2 separate regions of the Homo sapiens genome follow, and region 1 is linked to region 2. The links are chromatin loops, found by intact Hi-C in ENCODE. Cell type or tissue: ascending aorta. All regions are shown on one strand. Each heading gives the region's core, and the rest is flanking DNA. Links, peaks and the distances in the headings are about the cores only.

Region 1 (8,445 bases), core at 2,472-6,471, 55 kb before region 2:
CAATATTTTACAAATAAGGAAAGTGCAGTGCACCGATGCCAAGTTACCCTCCCAAGGTTCCAGGGCAAATAAGCGGAGAGTTAGAACATGAAGCTCCAGTCAGTTTCTCCAAATCCCCTGACATTTGAGTTCAGCCACATGGATTTTAAACATTTCTTTGATTCGATGAGTATCTAGTACATTCACTTAAATATAATAATGATGTTATTAATAAACGTTAGCTTGAGATCAAAGTGTCAACAAGGCATTCTTTTCTCTTTTGGTGGAGGTAGATTTCACCCACATATTTTATGCATCTATAACAAGTCCCACATAGCTGGCTGATTACTGAGCTTTGAGCAGGTAGCACTGGTCACTATGCACAGATTAGTATGATTACTGAGCTTTGAGCAGCTTGAACAGATCACTATGATATAGGCTCTGGAAAGGTTGTGCAGATATGCCTGATGCCAAGGCACTGGCAAAATTGTTGGTAGGCTGGCAAGTTAGTTCCTTCTCAAGGAAAAAAAAGTGTGAATGATCCTATAGGTTACTAGACAGACATGCAGTTTCCCTTTGGAGAAGGTTGACTTTGGACTTTGAGAAATACATTTTTTTTTCTTTTAATCTAAAGAGATTTGAAAATAATAGATGTCCAATTTTTGTTTACCTATTCTGAACTATAAGGCACATTGCTTTGTTCTTCTGTGCCTCAGTTTACCCCTTTTAGTAAAGGAGGTCTATTTTAATCAGTGAGAGCTTCAGGTAGCTGGAGGAATGCTTCAGGAAACACAAAACACAATGAAAAAATTGTTGAATCTTAAGCTGCATGTTGTGGAAAAGAACTGTACCAAGGAGGCATACAGAGATTAATGTCATCTTAGATGAACAATTTTTTCACCCTGCTAGTTTCCATTTGGGACATAGGGTGTTTGCTGTGGTACCATGCATAGACACTCAGAGCTTAGCAGAGTTATGTCAGATTATCTCTCTAAAACAATGTGTTGTTCCTTACCAAAAAACGTAAGCCCCTCTGGCCGGACCTTATTTTGGTCATTATGGGAGGCAGAGCATTCCAAGGTCAAATGACGGGTTTTCCATCTGGGAAGTATTCTTTTGGTTGCTGGTGTTTCCTTGGGAGTGGATGTAAACCTTAAGTAGCCAGTAGTGACCTTGAGTACCTCTGGATTACTAGGGAAGGGGAGGTAGGGATGGGAAGTTGGGCGGTACACCTGATTATAGCAAGCATGAAGATAATAGTTTTAAGTTTGCTGTTTTGAATCTGGGCACTAACTTCAATGCTTGCCAGGAAAATCTTATCTTGTAAAGCAAATCCTAGTGAGGTCACGAAGTGTGTCTCCTCCTCCAATTGGGGTTCAGCACTATGGCTTGGTGCCCTCCATGTACCAATAGTTTTGGGTCAGGCCTAAGGGGTCCTTGGTCTTAGCTTTGCCCGGTTTGAATATTTTCTCTGCTGTTAACTGGGCAGGGTGGCATAGGTGGTCATCTTATTACCTTCTGTTGCCTGATGTGAGAATCAGGATACCCAAGTCTGGCTTTACCTTAAGCCACCAGATATGGACACATGTCTGCATTATCTTTGTATTCTTCTCCAAGAAGGATGCTCCTAGTGAGTGAGCTGCCTTTCTTTGAGAGAGAGTGGGAAAGTTAATGAGTTCACATTTAGAAAGTACTCTGGAGTCTTTGGTGATTCAAGGAGTGTTATTAAATTAGTGGGAGATATGATACGGAGTGGGGATGCTAAATACATATGAGCTCCCCAAGGGTGAGTCATGTGTATGTGTACAGGAAATGCATCCTTATTTCATATAAGATCAAGAGTTCAATCTTACACCTCCCTTGCCTCCTAATGGAAACCAAACATTCTTCAAAACTGCTGGATGCTTGCTTTTCTTTACATAACTGCAGTTCAGTTGGAGGAGTGAGAGAAGTGAAGCTAATATTTACAGAGAGTACCTACTATGTGTCAGATACTTTGCAATGTGCTTTACAGAAATACATAATCACATTCTTTAAACAACCCTTTGAGGTTGATGCCTTAATTCCCATTTTGTAGATAAGAAATTGAGTCCAGAATTAAGTTCAGATAATTTGCCCAAAGCCATAGAGTTTTCAAGTCATAAATTTGATCTTAGACCTTTCTAGTTGCCAAGGCCTTCCTACTTAGACAGAATCCATTTGGAGAGAAAACTTTCTAACATTCTTCTAAGAGGTCTTGATTCTTGGCACATTCTTCTGTGTGATGTGTTCTCTGTCAGGCTTGTCATTATAGGGGCAGGAAGAACGCACTCATTTCACTTATACATATCTACCATTGGGATGTGTTAGTAGTGGGAAAGTAAAAAAAAAAAAAAAAAAAAAAAAAATTTTCACCTGATTTCCATGGTGCATTTTCAAATCCAAAGTAGACACATGAAAGGTGGCTAGCCAAATTTACTAAACTTGTGTACAGAATTGGTGCTTTGGCCCCCACTCTCCAGATTAGACAATTGAGGAATGAAGTGAGAGCTCCACCCCAGCTTGAGAGTTCTCCAGGGAGGGGATGTTCAGAGGCACAAGCCTAGGGCTTGAAGCTACTTGATGCAAGAGGGACATTTGTAGAAAAGTAAACACACACACAGAATGAATCAGCATCTCCACGGTGGACATAATGTTAACCTCTGATTCAATTGGAGATTTTTAAAAATAAAGAATCTATTTCTGGATTTCTGAAGGTCTCTCTTGCAGGGAGCTTTGTGGCTTTTCCATGCCTTCCACCCATCCTCTTCTGTAATGGATGATCTGATGAAAGAACTTTGAAATTTCAGGCTGACTGCAAAGTCTCCAAAGGATCTGGGGTGCTGGGTGAACCGAACAGCGATTTAGTTTTTTTAATGAGATTGGGCCCTGGGTGACTTGCCGCTGGTTTCTCCTGGCTTTGATCAAAATATCTGCCTAGTGGCATGGTGCAGGCAGAGAGTGATGAGCAAAGATGATGCAAGTCTTCAGTTGCCCCCGACTGCCTTGGTTCGTAAGAAAATATTTTCAGTGTTTTTATGGGCAAACAAGTTCTAAGGAAGTAATACTTGAATTTCCAAAAGCTGGTGCAGAATACACACTAGGCTCTGCCTACACGAGCTAGTCACAAATCTCTTTACGAATCTTCTCTAAATTCCTGTTCTAGAGGAGCCTAAATGAAATTCGCCTTATTTAGTAATTGGTTCTTGGTTCTTATATTTGTCAGGTGGATTTATTTATGCCACAGGCTTTTTACCATGATCTTACGATACAGAGTTTAGATAAACCCTATTTCTCTTTGGGTACCTAAGCCCTCTAAGACAAAGGAGAGGGATTTACATTTAGGGTGCTTGATAGTAAGTAATTGAGTCCCTGAATCACACAGCGTCCCTTTCATTATGTTGGTTATAATGATATTCCTCACTGGAGGCAGCACCATGTCTTGAAAGAGCAGAGTTTTGAGGTAAGACAGCCCTGGGTTTGAATTCAGGCTTGATCTTTACTAATTTTTCCTTAGACAAATTATTTAACTTCTGTAAACCTTTCTTTTCTGATCCTTACAAAGGAGGTAATAATAAAGAGCTTTCAGGGCTGTTAGGATTAGAGATAATTCCTGTGAAAACTTTTATACTTTTTCATTGCCACAGGAGCTCAATAAACCATTATCTTGTAGGTCACTAAATTCTGTACAAAAGTTCATTGCTGCTGTCGCTGTTATTACTTCAGCGGTTGTTAAAACTGTGGTTACTATTAACCTGGTTACAGAAAATTTTCCACTTGACACCTCCATAACCAAGTGGGCCAGAGCCGTCCCTGTGGCCAGTTCAATTATTTTCAAATGCCTCTCACGCATTCTTACCGAACGTGAGTTAGGGCTTGAGTTATGATTCCAACTCTAAAGCATTATTTTTAGACATTGCCCTTGCCACTTCAACAAGGCAGTTTTTTGGAATTGATGTTATCAGGATTTAAAATTATTTTAATTGCTGAAGTACTGTCCTCTTTGCCCTGGAGTCTTTTCTTTTCTGGGAGGTGACCCAGCCATTCAAGGTTTAGGAGAAAAACTCTGTACTTGATAATACAGCCAGGCAGGATTAGAACTCCTGTTCTCCCAGGCGTCATTTCCTGAGCTAGGCTGCTGCCGGGAAGGTCCAGGTCAGTGAAGACCTGGCAGCCCCCTGAAGATAATAAGATTCAAGACAGAAAAAGCCCACCGACCTTTCCTTCTTTGCCACAGATGTCCCTCCTGTCCCCAGAAAATGGCCATCGCAGTTCTAGCAGGCTTCCCCTAAGGAAGATGTCTGCAGGAACCATGCACCTCTGGGGTTTGCTGGTTGCTGATTGCAATGGTTGATTTATAGCCAGAATCTGGCACCTAGAAAAGGGGATCCTGCGTCTTTAAACAGCTGTGCGCCACTGTGTGTAAATGTGCTTGCTAATCCAGTGACTAATTCAGTATATTATAAAGCAGCACTGAGCCGGCTGCCAAGGCAGGGCTGAATCCCAACTGGAGTGGTGTGTAAGGCTCAGAGAATTATGTCTTGAATTCTGCCACACCACCCGTCGCTGAAATCTCATCTGGTGTGTTCCCTGAACCAGCGCTGGCCTTCTGGTTCCTGTCTGCCCACTCCGCTCCCTCTCCTTCCCTCTCCCTCCCTCCGTCCCTGCCTTTATTTACTCATGGAGGGTGGAGCCCGGCTCGATCTGAGTCAGGGCCAGGGAACCAATCAGAGGTGCTCTGGGGCATTCCAGGGGCCAAAATTCATGATCCCTTTTGGAAAAGAATTTCCCAAAAAGATCCCTGGCATCACAGTGTTGTGACTGCACCTTCCTCAGTTCCTGTGCAGTGAGCCTTCACCGCCCCCACACCCCACCGCCCTATCAGCTTTTCCTCTGTCTCCCCCACCAGGGACTGGAGGGCGAAAGAGCCCTGTCTGATGGAGACTTCTTCCCCTTGAGAATCTTTTGTATGTAAGTATAAAGATGCACATATCACTTTAAAAGAGCACTCGGCAGCCTTTTCTGGGAGCATCTTTAGGGTAGGGAACTTGAGGGATTTTGTTCGTCTCCTAGAACCTGTGGCCCTTCCTCTTTAGTCCTCACATAAGTGGTCCCAGAAATTGCAGTTACCAGGTGTCTGCCTCTGGAAATGGCCCGTGCCCAGCCTCTCCCACGGTCGGTCTCCCAGTGAGCATCGCGGGGCTTCCATCTCACAAGGATTTCCAGGTGGCGGAGGTGGCTGTGGGAGATCTCATCCTCTCGTCTTCCCTTTCAGTAATGCCACCAACTGCCAGGGGCGCCATCCTGGACACCTTGCCCGCCTTCTGTCCCTCACGCCCTACACCCAGGACATCTTACGTGCACTCCTTCCTACCCCCTCCCCTAGTGCTTCTGGACCCCGCTAGTTCACTCACTCTGCATTGCAAAACCTTCCGCTTCAGCCGTGATCCCAGCACTCATCGTCTGTTGTGAGCATATAGCTATTGCTTCTGTACTTAGGCGGTGTTTGCTTCTCCCACTAGAGGGAAACTCTGCCTGAGGGATCTATCACCAAGGTATTCATTGTTGGGCTCATAGCAGTGGGCCAGTAGCTCTTTCTCTCTCTAACATTTACTTTTTTTTAAATTGAGATATAATTGATATAACATAAAATTTACCATCTTAAAGTGTACATGTCAGTGCATTCCAGTACATTCACAGAGTTGTGCCATCATCATCAACGTCTAATTCCAGAATGTTTTCATCACTCCCAAAAGAAGCCCCATGCTCATGAGCAGTCAGTAGCTCTTTCTGAAAAAAAGAATGCTGTCCAGCTGGGATGTGAGGAGAAGGGCTCGTATTCCTGATCTGGAGCTTGGAGCACACACCTGGGGGAGCGCTGCATCTCCCCAATCTCAAGGGACTTTTTCAGTCCCTCCTTCCTCACCACTCAAGCCCAGGGTTTATTCTGAGGGCTCATTGGTTAGGCTCCACTGTGTAGTGAGCTAGTGTCGTCTGGACAGAGATAATGAGCGCTTTCACCAGCTGCATGCAGACAGTTCAGTCCGGGGAGCTTGGGGCTGTGGTGGCTGCAATTTCCTAATGGCTTCCTGATGAGGCAGAGCCATTTATTAGCAGCGGATGAGGGCTGCACATCCCAGTCTCTCCCTTTCTCACCTACCCAGGCAGATGGAGAGTGGCTTAAGCTCCCTCCGCCTTTTGCATTGATCACTTTTTGTCTGCTCGCCACCCATTGGTTGGTCTCGCCCATTGATCTGGAGATTGGGTCTGCCTGGCGACTTACCACCCTCTTGGGCTTGCTACTGGGAGAGGCGTCTGAGGCTGTCTGCCCTGGGTCCGTGTGGGCGAGACTCTGGGGCAGCAGCAGGAACAATAGAATGCTGAAGATTGGGTGTTTGGGGCCATTAAAGAGAAGCCCATTGGGAAGGAGAAGAAAAAAATCTGTGGGGTCTAGAAGAGATCACAATGAGGTGGATCTTTCCTGGAACCCTTAGGTCTCTGCATTCCGACTGCATTTGCCTTCACAACTAGAGCTGCTTGTGTTACTTCAGGCCATGGCCTTTCTGGGGGTCAACAGATAGCTTCATTAATTAGATAGATCAGATTCAACTTACTGGCCAGTGCCCCTGATATTAAGTTCTGGCTTTGTCAGTGGGGTTTGTTGTATTCCCTCAACCCTATCACCATGGCTCAGTGACCCTATTTGGAATACCAGCAGGACTAGAAGGGTAGTGGTGTAAAACCTTTAAATGATATGAGGCACTCTGCCTTTCAGTGCTTTTTAGATAAAGGTTCATAGATCACTGAAGTTAACTGCAGTCTTCACTCTTTCTGGATTGACAGGAATAGCACCCTCAAATTTCAGAGCCATCAGACACCATGGTATCATGCTATCGGAGTTGACTGTTGAAAGTTGCTTAATATCCCTGGTATGCAACAAGGATCTTTGCTAGGAGGAAGCTTTTCCACCTTAGAGTCTGACCATTGGTATTCCAGACTTATAACCTGAAATAGGAGTGGATAGCATCATGAATCTGTAAAATCCCATCATATTTATTAGATCTTTGGATGGCTCATTCCTCTGTGATTCTTAATAACTTGGGGAGGAGTAGTGTTTATCCAGAATGATGAACCAGGACTTGATAGTAGTGAAGATATAGGAGAAAGCCTCTCCCTCCCAGTCCACTGTTGTAAGTAAACAGCAATGATGTAGAGGAAAAAAAAATCCTGAGAGGGAGCCAGAGTTCTAGAATTAGTAACCAGTGACTTAAGGCAAGTTGATGTCACCTTGAGCTTCATTTTACCCACCAGTAAAAGAAAAGGTTTGAACTAGATGACATCGAAAGCGTCTTCTAATTCTGTATTCCAGGAATAGTGTAAGACCCCTGACCAGTGGCAGAGCTTGGCTCCTCCTTCTCTCCACTTTTCATCCATTTTATAACTATGTCTGGTTGCAAGGAAAGAGAACATCCCTCCAAGGAGTTGTTAAAGTTTTATAGCAAATTCTGTAAATTCCTCTTTTCTGCTTTTTGGTCCTGGATAAGGCTTTATGCATCCTATAGCTATAGTGAGGGCGGGATAGAGGGACAGAGGCAGGGAAATGTGTGAACACACCAGGAGAGGACTCGGGCTGATAGTTATTGCTCCAGGCCATAAAAAAGGCCAAAGCCAAAGAGATATAGAGGCCAAAATTATAGATTAGGTAGGTCTACACAAACCTTGGAGTAGGCTCGTATGATAGGTTTAGCAGTGAGCGTAATGGTTTAGGGAGCATAAGCATGCTCCCTTCAAAGCTTATCTCTCTAGGCCCCTCCTTTTTAGTGCAGGAAACTTGAGCTGGGTCCCCACAATTATTGCCTAAATCCCCGAAGTCTCAGGATTTCTGACTCCTCATTAGGGACATATATTTAGATTTACTGCACTGTGTGGGGCCTGAATTCCATTAGATGTGCCATGTTGGGGCGGCACCATCGGTTTTTGGTGTGTTTAGCTGGCGTGCTGGTATTTTTTGGAGCCTGTGATAGGCAGAGGGACGGCCATCTCATGTGCTTACCAACATGCTCAGGGTGGGGATTTCTGCATCTTCTCTGATGTCAGCCTTGCTTTAGGGTAAGAATGTGTGTCTCTCTGCCTTCTCCTGACTCCTACCATGTGGTTCCCATGTGGCTCTTGTGAATTACACTGGGATGATTCAGCAGGGCCCTTAGAGAAGGGAATAATTAGTCTGTTGGGAGCAGGGGATAGGGGAGGAGTCAAGGAAGCAGTGTTTGAATGAAGTACCGTACCAGGTCAGGTGACCTATAGATCACTCACTTAGATCTTCACAGTTTGGTCTATTTTAGGTGGTCCAATGTTTCATCTGAATTTCAGTCTCCACCATTTGCATAGCATGAAAGATGTACTAGTATGTTTGCTTGTTATGGGCTTGTGCACATTATCTGTTGTCCT
Region 2 (8,445 bases), core at 2,668-6,667:
CATGGGCACTGAACTGAAGCTGCCTCCTTTAGGTGCATATCAGTCCCCTATTTTAACTCTCATAGGTCAGGCCCACACATTGACATTCCTGCCTTGTCCCTGTAGAATTTAATTTTGTGACCCCTGTGTAGATATCTATCCACATTCCATGTTTACTTGGCATGAAGCTCATTTTATTCTAGAGCCTACGGTGGAAGAGAGTACAAGAGGTCATCAGGTTCATCAGAGAACCATCTGACTTCTAAGCCCTGTTCTTTCCATGATGCCGTATTGCTGGCATAGAACGCTGAAAAGTCTCTTTTGATGATGCTGGCTGATGGCTCACCAGCTCTGGGAGCCACAGGCCTGGTTACTAAGGGGTACGTTTCACACATCAAATATGGGACAAGGACAAAGTCTTCTTTCAGTACGTGAGCCTTTTCACTTCCATACTGCTGTTTGGCCTCTGCTTTTCCCCAGGGGCTGCTCTGGAAGATGGTTTGCGACTCAGTTCTAGTTGTACAAAGTCCCTTCTCTGGCTTGTATACAGGGATCCTTGACCATCCTCATGGCTGGATTAAGGACCTGGCCCTTGCATTTATGGGCATATTGGCTCGGCATGCTGCTGGCATCTCACTACTCTGTGAGATCCCTCCATGCCGTGAGAATCCTCACCTAAATAATAGAAGAGAAAAGCATTCCCCTGGCACTTTTTGCAGTGAGGCAGAGATTCAAGGAGTCTGATAAAGGCAGTTGTTGATCAATTGGTGAAAATGCCACAAGGTTTGAACTTGAGGAAAAAAAATTTGATAAGAATTTAGAACCCCAAATGAGGGGGTAAAGTGGCTCTGGCCTCTCTGTCCCTTGGTCAGTGCTATTTCCTGATTTACTCAATGTTCCAGTCCCTTTCCCTGTTTCCACTTTCCTGGCAAATGCTTCTGCCCTGGGAAAGCCAGTTGCATCAGATTGCCTGGTGTATCTCAATGTCCTGACATCCAAAGTAATGATGGCGATGATCATCTGCCCACAGCAACCTAGGGAATCAACAAAGGCCAGGCTTGTGGCAGGCTGCAAAATCCCCAAAGCCCGTTTGAGTTTACAGTCCTATCTCTAATCTCTCTGCCCTGCCACTCAGACTCTCGTGCTCTCTGGACGACAGCATTTCTACAGAGCTTTGATGTCAGGTCAGCCCTGGTCATTCCATGTGATACAATTTAGCGGCACAAGGATGTTTTCAGCAGCCTCTTGTGGGAATTAGTGAGGGTCAAGATAGAGTCACTACCTTCTCTCTCTCCACTCCACATGGTCAGCCTGAGCCACTGGCCCTGGGCAGTAACAGGCTCTTTTTAACCTTTTTATAGGCAAACCTGTAATTTAAGCTGTGACTCTCCTTGTACCTTGTCAAAGGCTGTCCCCCAAATGTACCTAGAAATAGCACATGTACAGGTATACTCAAAGAAGTGGCAACTGTCTTTGCAAACCTGAAAAGCTAATGATGAGTACTGGGTTTGGTCTGGGATTGCCTCTGTGAAACAAGGATATTCCTAACTTTAGAAGAAGAGATGGGACTGGGAGCTTCCAGATGGTTTTGGAACTGTGTTGTGTTCATCAGAAATAGTCATTGTTCTTACAGATCTCAGGGGAAGGCAAGTTCAAAACTCCAAGTGTGATTGAACTGGGGGACTCCCTCTGCCAATCTACTTCTCAGGTAGACCAACTTTGTTCCATTTGTTCTGCCTTCCATGGGAATAAGGAAGTTTGCAAATACAGTGCAGCCAGTGCACCTGTAATGTGAGAGGCTTATCCATATTTGAGGCAAGGTAAGAATGACGGTGAAAACAATGACTAGTGTGACCAGTGTTTAGGGGTAACAGATATTTCATTCAAATATCTGTTTTCTCCATGGCCACGTTTTCATCATGATAGCACAGAGCTGTGCACGAGAGCCCAAGCGGATTTATTTGCTTCACTGGCTAATCATGGAACACGGGTGGGCTGAGGTGAGTGTATGAACTCAGCAGGGTATGGATGGAAGGCGGTGCTAACTCTGGGCACAGATTTCCCATTTAGAGCAGGAAGGGACCAGGTGTGCCATGTGCATGATGGTGGCATGTGTTAGCTGCTCTAGGAACCCATGAGTGTGGCCTCTGTGAAATCTCAGATCAGAGCCCTGATCATAAATTCCAAATAGCCTTCTCTCTGCAACTACAAGTAACAGCCCCAAACCTGAAGCCCAGTCAAGAAAGACAATTAAAATAAGAGTGAGCACACATTCTGGTGTACCTGGAATAGTCTCAGAGTCCATCCCTTGTCCTGGCATAATTACTCAGAGCAGTTCCTGTTGGTCGTACGATACTTTATACAGTCTCCTCATTAAACCCAGTAATGGCCTAGAGGATGATGAGAAGAAGAGCAAATGCCAGAATTCTAAAATTCTACATTTTAGAGTCAAAAGAGACCTTAAAGATTATCTGGTGCAACCTCTTCAATTAGGCATTCATGAATTCAAGGTTTAGAGAGGCCAGAGGACTTGCCCAATGTCACCTCATTAATGACAGAACTGGTACTAGAATGCAGATCTCTCTCTTCCCAGATACCCTTAGCCCTGTCTCTAGTCCCACACTGTACTAAATTTCATCCGATTTCTAGGGAATGCATCCTGATTTAAAGCCGATTTCAGTTGATTCAGTATTGATCATGATAATCATTTCTATTAGTTCTGATGGACACAAGAATCTGCTAAATAATGGTGCTTAGGCTGGGAACAGGAGACTAAGAAAGTTGGATCACTGGGTGGTGGAAGGCCTTATCTCTCTCAGTTTTTAGAAACTGAAAATGCAGAGTCACTGACATCTCACTTTACAGAACTATAGGATGTTATATCTAGAAGGTGCCCTACATAGTGACGCCACCAAGCAAATTTATTCAGATAACAAACATCCCTTGAGCACCTGCCGTGTGGTTGGCATTGGGTTCAGTACAAGGGAAACCATAAGGAAGAAGGTAAACACACTTTTTTTTCCTTCCGTCTACTTCCAGTAAATTACAATTTATAGACAAATAAAGGGGAACACCATCCAGTGAAGTAACAATATGATTTGACACATAGGAGGAACCTAACCTGAAGGAATGTGTGGCCTGCAGGTGAGTAGCAGTTAGTTAAGTGGGGAGGGAAAGAGGTTCCAGTGGTGGGGAATGCATGTCCAGAGGCTGAGAGGTGAGAAAGTGTGTACACTGATGGAGAAACTGGAAGTAGTTTTATGGATCTAGAGCACAGAGTGCAAAAGAGTGTGGGTGTGAGGAGAGGACAGCAAGAATGTGTGGAGATGATCCAGGGCCCTGTGGGCTGTGTGAAGAGTGACGTGGAGTCCTGAGGCTCTTCCAGCAGGCTAAGTCACATGATCCGACCTGTGCTTAGGAAAATCATTCTGACTGTGGAGCAGAACATGAATCAGAGCCAGACAAGGGTGGAGGCAGGGAGACCAGTTGGAAAACTGTTTCATGCTCAGAAGAGTTGCATGCAAGAGAAGCAGCTATGGCACATCAGAGAGGTGTTGAGAACACAGAATCACTAGCCCTGGGTGTCTGGTCGGTGTGGATGGGTGGTGGGCACTGTGCTAGGATGTAGACCTTGGGTGGCATGAAAAGGCAACAATCAAAGTCCCTGTCCTTGGTCTCAGTATCATCAGAGTGTAGATTTTAGATCCAGAGAGAACCTTAGAGGTGAATTCCAGTGTCCTCATTGTATAGACATGGGGTTTCAGGTTAAGGGAGTTTCAGTGATTTCCATGAGATCACATTACTAACCGGTGACAGAGACAGAATTAGAATTTAGGTGTAGTAACTCTAAAGCCAATCCTATGCATTTAATGAGGGTTGGCAGCTTGTTCTTCCAAACACAAGAAAAAAAACAGCCCCTTCCTTTCTTCCTTCCAGCCCTTCCTCCCTCCTTCTCTCTCTCTCTCTTCATTCCTTCCTCTGTTCATTTGTTTGTTCCTTTCTTCCTTCTCCTCTTTCCTCTGGGGACAAGAGCTCTTGGCTTAGAGGAATGGACAGACCTCCCTGCATGACAGCCATAGGCCCTCTCTTCTAATCGCGATCTGTCTCTCCTAGGAGCCCTGGGCATCTGCCTCCACTGCGGCTGTAATTGGAAAGAAAGAAGGTGTTCATTTCTCTATTTCTCTGCTCCAGCTGCTGATCCTCAGTTTCCCCCTAGAGCTGTGTGAGCCCCCTTTGCCAAGTGACCTCTTCACATTACTTCTGGAATCCTGTTTTGGACAGAACAGGTGCCTGTCTGACTAGTACTGTCATACCTTCCAGCCCCAGCTCAGCATTTCTTGCCACTTCTGTACCTTGGTCTCACACTCCTTCTCCTGGGCCGATGGCCACCTGCTTTTTAAATAAATCTTTTGTATTATTCTAGTCCTTGGTGATTCTCCTGTCTCTCATTCATTCCCTTTACTCTCCATCTTGAGTTTCCTCTCTTTGTGTTGCACATCTTGTATTCCTAGAGAGGAAATCTAATAAGCTGAAGAGAAAAGGCAGTCACCTTTAAGACTGTAAAGTAGGTTTTAAATCCTACGTTTTAAATTTTAAACCAGGTGGTAAATCCTGGCCCTGCCATTGTTGAGCATTGTGAACTTGGGTTAAGTTATTTGACTTCTCTGTGCCTGGCTTTTTTCATCTGTGAAATGGGGATAAAAGTACCAACCTTGCAGGACTGACATGGTGATTGCCAATTCATCTGTGTTGGTGCTTGACATTTAGTAAGTGCTATGTAAATGGACTCTATTAGTAAATCTGAAACTGCAGTTCAAGAAAGTCTTTTTCTCCGTTTTTGAGAACTATTTTTTCACTGGACTCCTGGAACAAGAAAAAGACCTCAGCCTTCAGGGTGAGGACTCTGGAGGGCCTGTCTGAAGAGAGAGGAGTGTCTGTTCCCCGCCTTCCCAGCCCTGGACGGGCTCTGGTGCCAAGGCCTCCCTGCCTGCTGCGGCCCTGCTTGCTATTGCAGCTGCAGGTGGGCAGAGCGGCTGGCTTTGGGCGTGGAAAGGCGAAGGCCGTTCCGGCCAGCTCCAGGACTCAGCATTTTCCACTACTCCTCGCTCTGTTTGTTTTGCTCTTCGGGCTGCCCCCGCTGAGCGGGGACTTCTGAATGATGTCCAACAGCAACGCCGGGTCTGCCCGAAGTCCTCGCCCACTCTGGAGCTCCCAGCGCCTCGCGTCTCCTCCCGTTGGCAGGCGGAGGGAAGGGGGCCCGGCCGGCCCATGCAGAGAGCTCTTGCACAAAGTACCATTGTATGGGGCTGGTCTGTGGGAGACAAATGAAAGGGATTTCAAAATCAACAGCAAGTTATTTTTATCCGTGAAAAGGCTGAAATGCCTTTCTTTTCCATCTTGGAAAACAAACCTTAAGGGATCATTGTGCCGCAGAGTGTTTTCATTTACTCTGGTATTTGAGCATTTAGGAGAGAGGCTTCTGAAAGACCTGGACTCAGAAATAAAGAAATCCAGAAAACTGGGCTGCCGCCGCCGACGCACCCCTCCCCTAGGCAGGAGTCCACCGGGGATGGCCCAGAACGCCGCGCTCATGTGGCCCCATGCTTTCGTGCCTTTCTCTTGCCCTCCAGAGTGGGCACCTCCTTCCATCCACCCCACCCACCGGCTCTCCTGTTCACTGGCCCGCTTTTCTCATCCAAACTCTTAGCCTTCTGCATCTGAGTGGGGTCCAATTCAGGAATATGTGACCCCTTCCTGTAAGGCAGGAGTCTCCAAGGCGGGGACTGCCCGCTCCAGGAATTGCGCAGAATAGAACACGAGATAAGGGAAGAAACCATTAGAGCTTCTATTCATAGGTACTTTCAATCTAAAAATGGGAACTACTTTTCTATGTACTAATATTGAATGTATATATGGACCCCGGTACCCTCAGACTCCCACGAGTCATTTGCATCCGTGCGAAGCACTGTGAGGAAAGTGAAATTCTGCAAGGTGGGTGGGGGAGGTCCTACTGGTGCCCTGATTTCTCTTTTAGCATATTATGGTGTTTTATATATATATATATATATATACTTCAAGTTCTGTGATACATGTGCAGAACGTGCAGGTTTGTTACATAGGTATACAGGTGCCATGGTGGTTTGCTGCACCCATCAGCCCATCATCTACATTAGATGTTTCTCCTAATGCTAGCCCTCCCCTAGCCCACCACCCCCTGGTAGGCCCCGGTGTGTAACGTTCCCCTCCTGTGTCCATGTGTTCTCATTGTTCAACTCCCACCTATGAGTGAGAACATGTGGTGTTTGGTTTTCTGTTCTTGTGTTAGTTTGCTGAGAATGATGGTTTCCAGCTTCATCCATGTCCCTGCAAAGGACATGAACTCATCCCTTTATATGGGTGCATAGTATTCCATGGTCTTGCATAAACACAGTGAGTCGATTTACAAACCATATTATCCCATTTTAACCGAATCACTTTTAAAAAATGGAAAAGTGTCTTAAAAATTCTTCTGTAAGGAAACTGGAGATTGTTGACAGCAGGAGCAACTCATGCCCAAGAAGGTAAGAAGAATGCCATATCATTTCTTCTACTCCTGGAACAAATTATTTGCCAGCCATGTATTGAAGCTAAAACAAAAGCAATTTAATTAGATTTCACAAGATCTGGCCAAAAAGTTTTCCAAGTCATGAAGACTACATTAAACATGGATATATATTTATTGTCATTAATGATGATTAGTGCTCTGGGGTATTATATTACCAGGCAATGCTAACAGATATTAGCTAGTGCGTGGAGTTTATAAATAAATAAATATGTCTGTATTGAAGGTGGTTCTTAAAAATGTTTACTGATGGGAGTATAGGGTCAGAAAAGTTTTGAAATGACTGCTGTAAAGGAATATTTGCTGAGGGCCAGCAAGATTTCTGCTGGTGGTGGGAAAAGCCCAACATTTGCAACAGATAAAAATCAGTGTTTAAATTCTGACTCTACCACTCAAGTTTACACACTCAGTTTACTATGTGACTTTGGGAATACATGTAACTTTTCTGAGCCTCAGTTTCCTCAAAATAACAATAGTGACACTTACCCCACAGATCTATTGTGAGGATCAGTGAAATACTTTCTATTGAGGGTCCAGGGTAGAACTTGACATATAGTAAGCAATGCTCAAGAAGTGTTTGACTTCTCCACTCTCCCCTTGCTTCTGCTGGGAAGCTAGGGAAGAGCTGTGGGCTCAAGATGGAGCCCATTCTTGGCAAAAGCCTGCTGGTGGGCCCAGGGAGCTTCCCTCATGACTGAGAAGGTCAGCCTGGATTTTCTAACACATCACTAATGGCCTGTTCTTGGCTCTAAGAGGAGAGGACTGTGTGTGTATGTATTTAAAACCACTTTGGGTAGGCCTTCCTGGTGGCTTCCTAACCAGTATGAAACAAACGGTTATATGTTGGTTTCAGTCCAGTTCCCAGCAGACAATCTTTTTTCAAAAAAACGTATGTGTCAGAAGGTATCACACAACAGGGCCACAACTGGCAGGAAGTAGCCCCCCATTATGCAACTGAGCCAAAGTTCTCAGAAGTGAATGAGCCATGGAAAATTAGAACCCCCCACTGAGCCTGGAGCTTGGTCTCTGCCAGAACATTTGGACAGCCAAGCTATGCTATAAAGAAGGAAAAAAGCAATGTGTATGTATCAGAGGGATGGGGTTCAGTTCTTCTAGTTCCTTTCCCAGGCTCCCATTTTGCACACAAGGATACAAGAAGGATGCTGAAGACATCCTAGTGTGAGAGCCTCAATCTTCCTCTCTACCAACTCTGATCCATATTGCTGCTCAAACTGGGATTCATATTCTCTGGACAAAGCCACATGCAGGCTCTGAGAGAGCACTGACCAGCTTGTATATATGGAGGTCATTACGTGTCAGACTCCCCATTCTCAGCAGTGCTTCAGGCTCCAGCCTTAATCCTAGATCCACTACCCCCTTGCAGTTGGTCCTGGGAGAGATTTTTGGGAGTCAGAGACTCCATTCCAAGCTGAAAGAACTTGATCAATGAATGTTTCCTTCACAGTTGTAAACTGGGAGATGAAGGAAAACAAATGAAGCTGTTAAAGGCCAGGGCTCAGAGTACATTTTCGGAATGGAAAGAGACTATATATAAAGAAATAGCAAAGGAGGAGTGAGCTGGTCTGACTGCAGGGTCTTACCTGAACACAATTCACAGGGAAAACTGCTGTGGCCCATTGCTCCCTGAGCAACCTCATGGGTGTGCTCTCCCACAGCCCATTCCAAACAGGTGACCAACCTGTGAGTCAGGCTTGCCTGGGCTGGAGGCAGCTGATACAGGGAATTCACCATTTCCATTCCCGTAACCTGAAAGCGTTGAACTTTGGTCTCTGAGGTTTCACTCCGACAGGGGACAAAACAACCCTTGTTTTTATAACTTGCCTACAGGTTATAAGGAAGGAACA

The links. Peaks named below come from ENCODE experiments on the same cell type or tissue, not always from the same donor. Only the 100,000 strongest peaks of a DNase experiment are listed, where the experiment ranks them.
Region 1: it touches region 2 in a loop (2.6-fold over the local background); 22 of 110 quality-filtered maps call a loop at or near these places.

The regions. Positions count from the first base shown.
Region 1 is chr11:128,503,472-128,511,916 of GRCh38, reverse strand. All of the region lies in intron 3 of ETS1 (ETS proto-oncogene 1, transcription factor), which reads left to right. Among named protein-coding and RNA genes, the nearest start is that of MIR6090, 15 kb to the left of the region's middle. RefSeq lists a silencer at 8,069-8,363 and an enhancer at 8,069-8,363. In ascending aorta, for the core only: no CTCF peak of the experiment used is centred there; DNase peaks (open chromatin) are centred at 4,636 and 5,224; H3K4me3 peaks cover 2,311 bases; H3K27ac peaks cover 3,532 bases.
Region 2 is chr11:128,448,565-128,457,009 of GRCh38, reverse strand. It overlaps LOC124902789 (a long non-coding RNA gene), which reads right to left. Exons shown (of 2, transcript XR_007062948.1): 2 at 2,880-5,290. Among named protein-coding and RNA genes, the nearest start is that of MIR6090, 70 kb to the left of the region's middle. RefSeq lists enhancers at 4,709-4,888, 7,545-8,445. In ascending aorta, for the core only: no CTCF peak of the experiment used is centred there; DNase peaks (open chromatin) are centred at 3,379, 5,049 and 5,619; H3K4me3 peaks cover 1,187 bases; H3K27ac peaks cover 3,122 bases.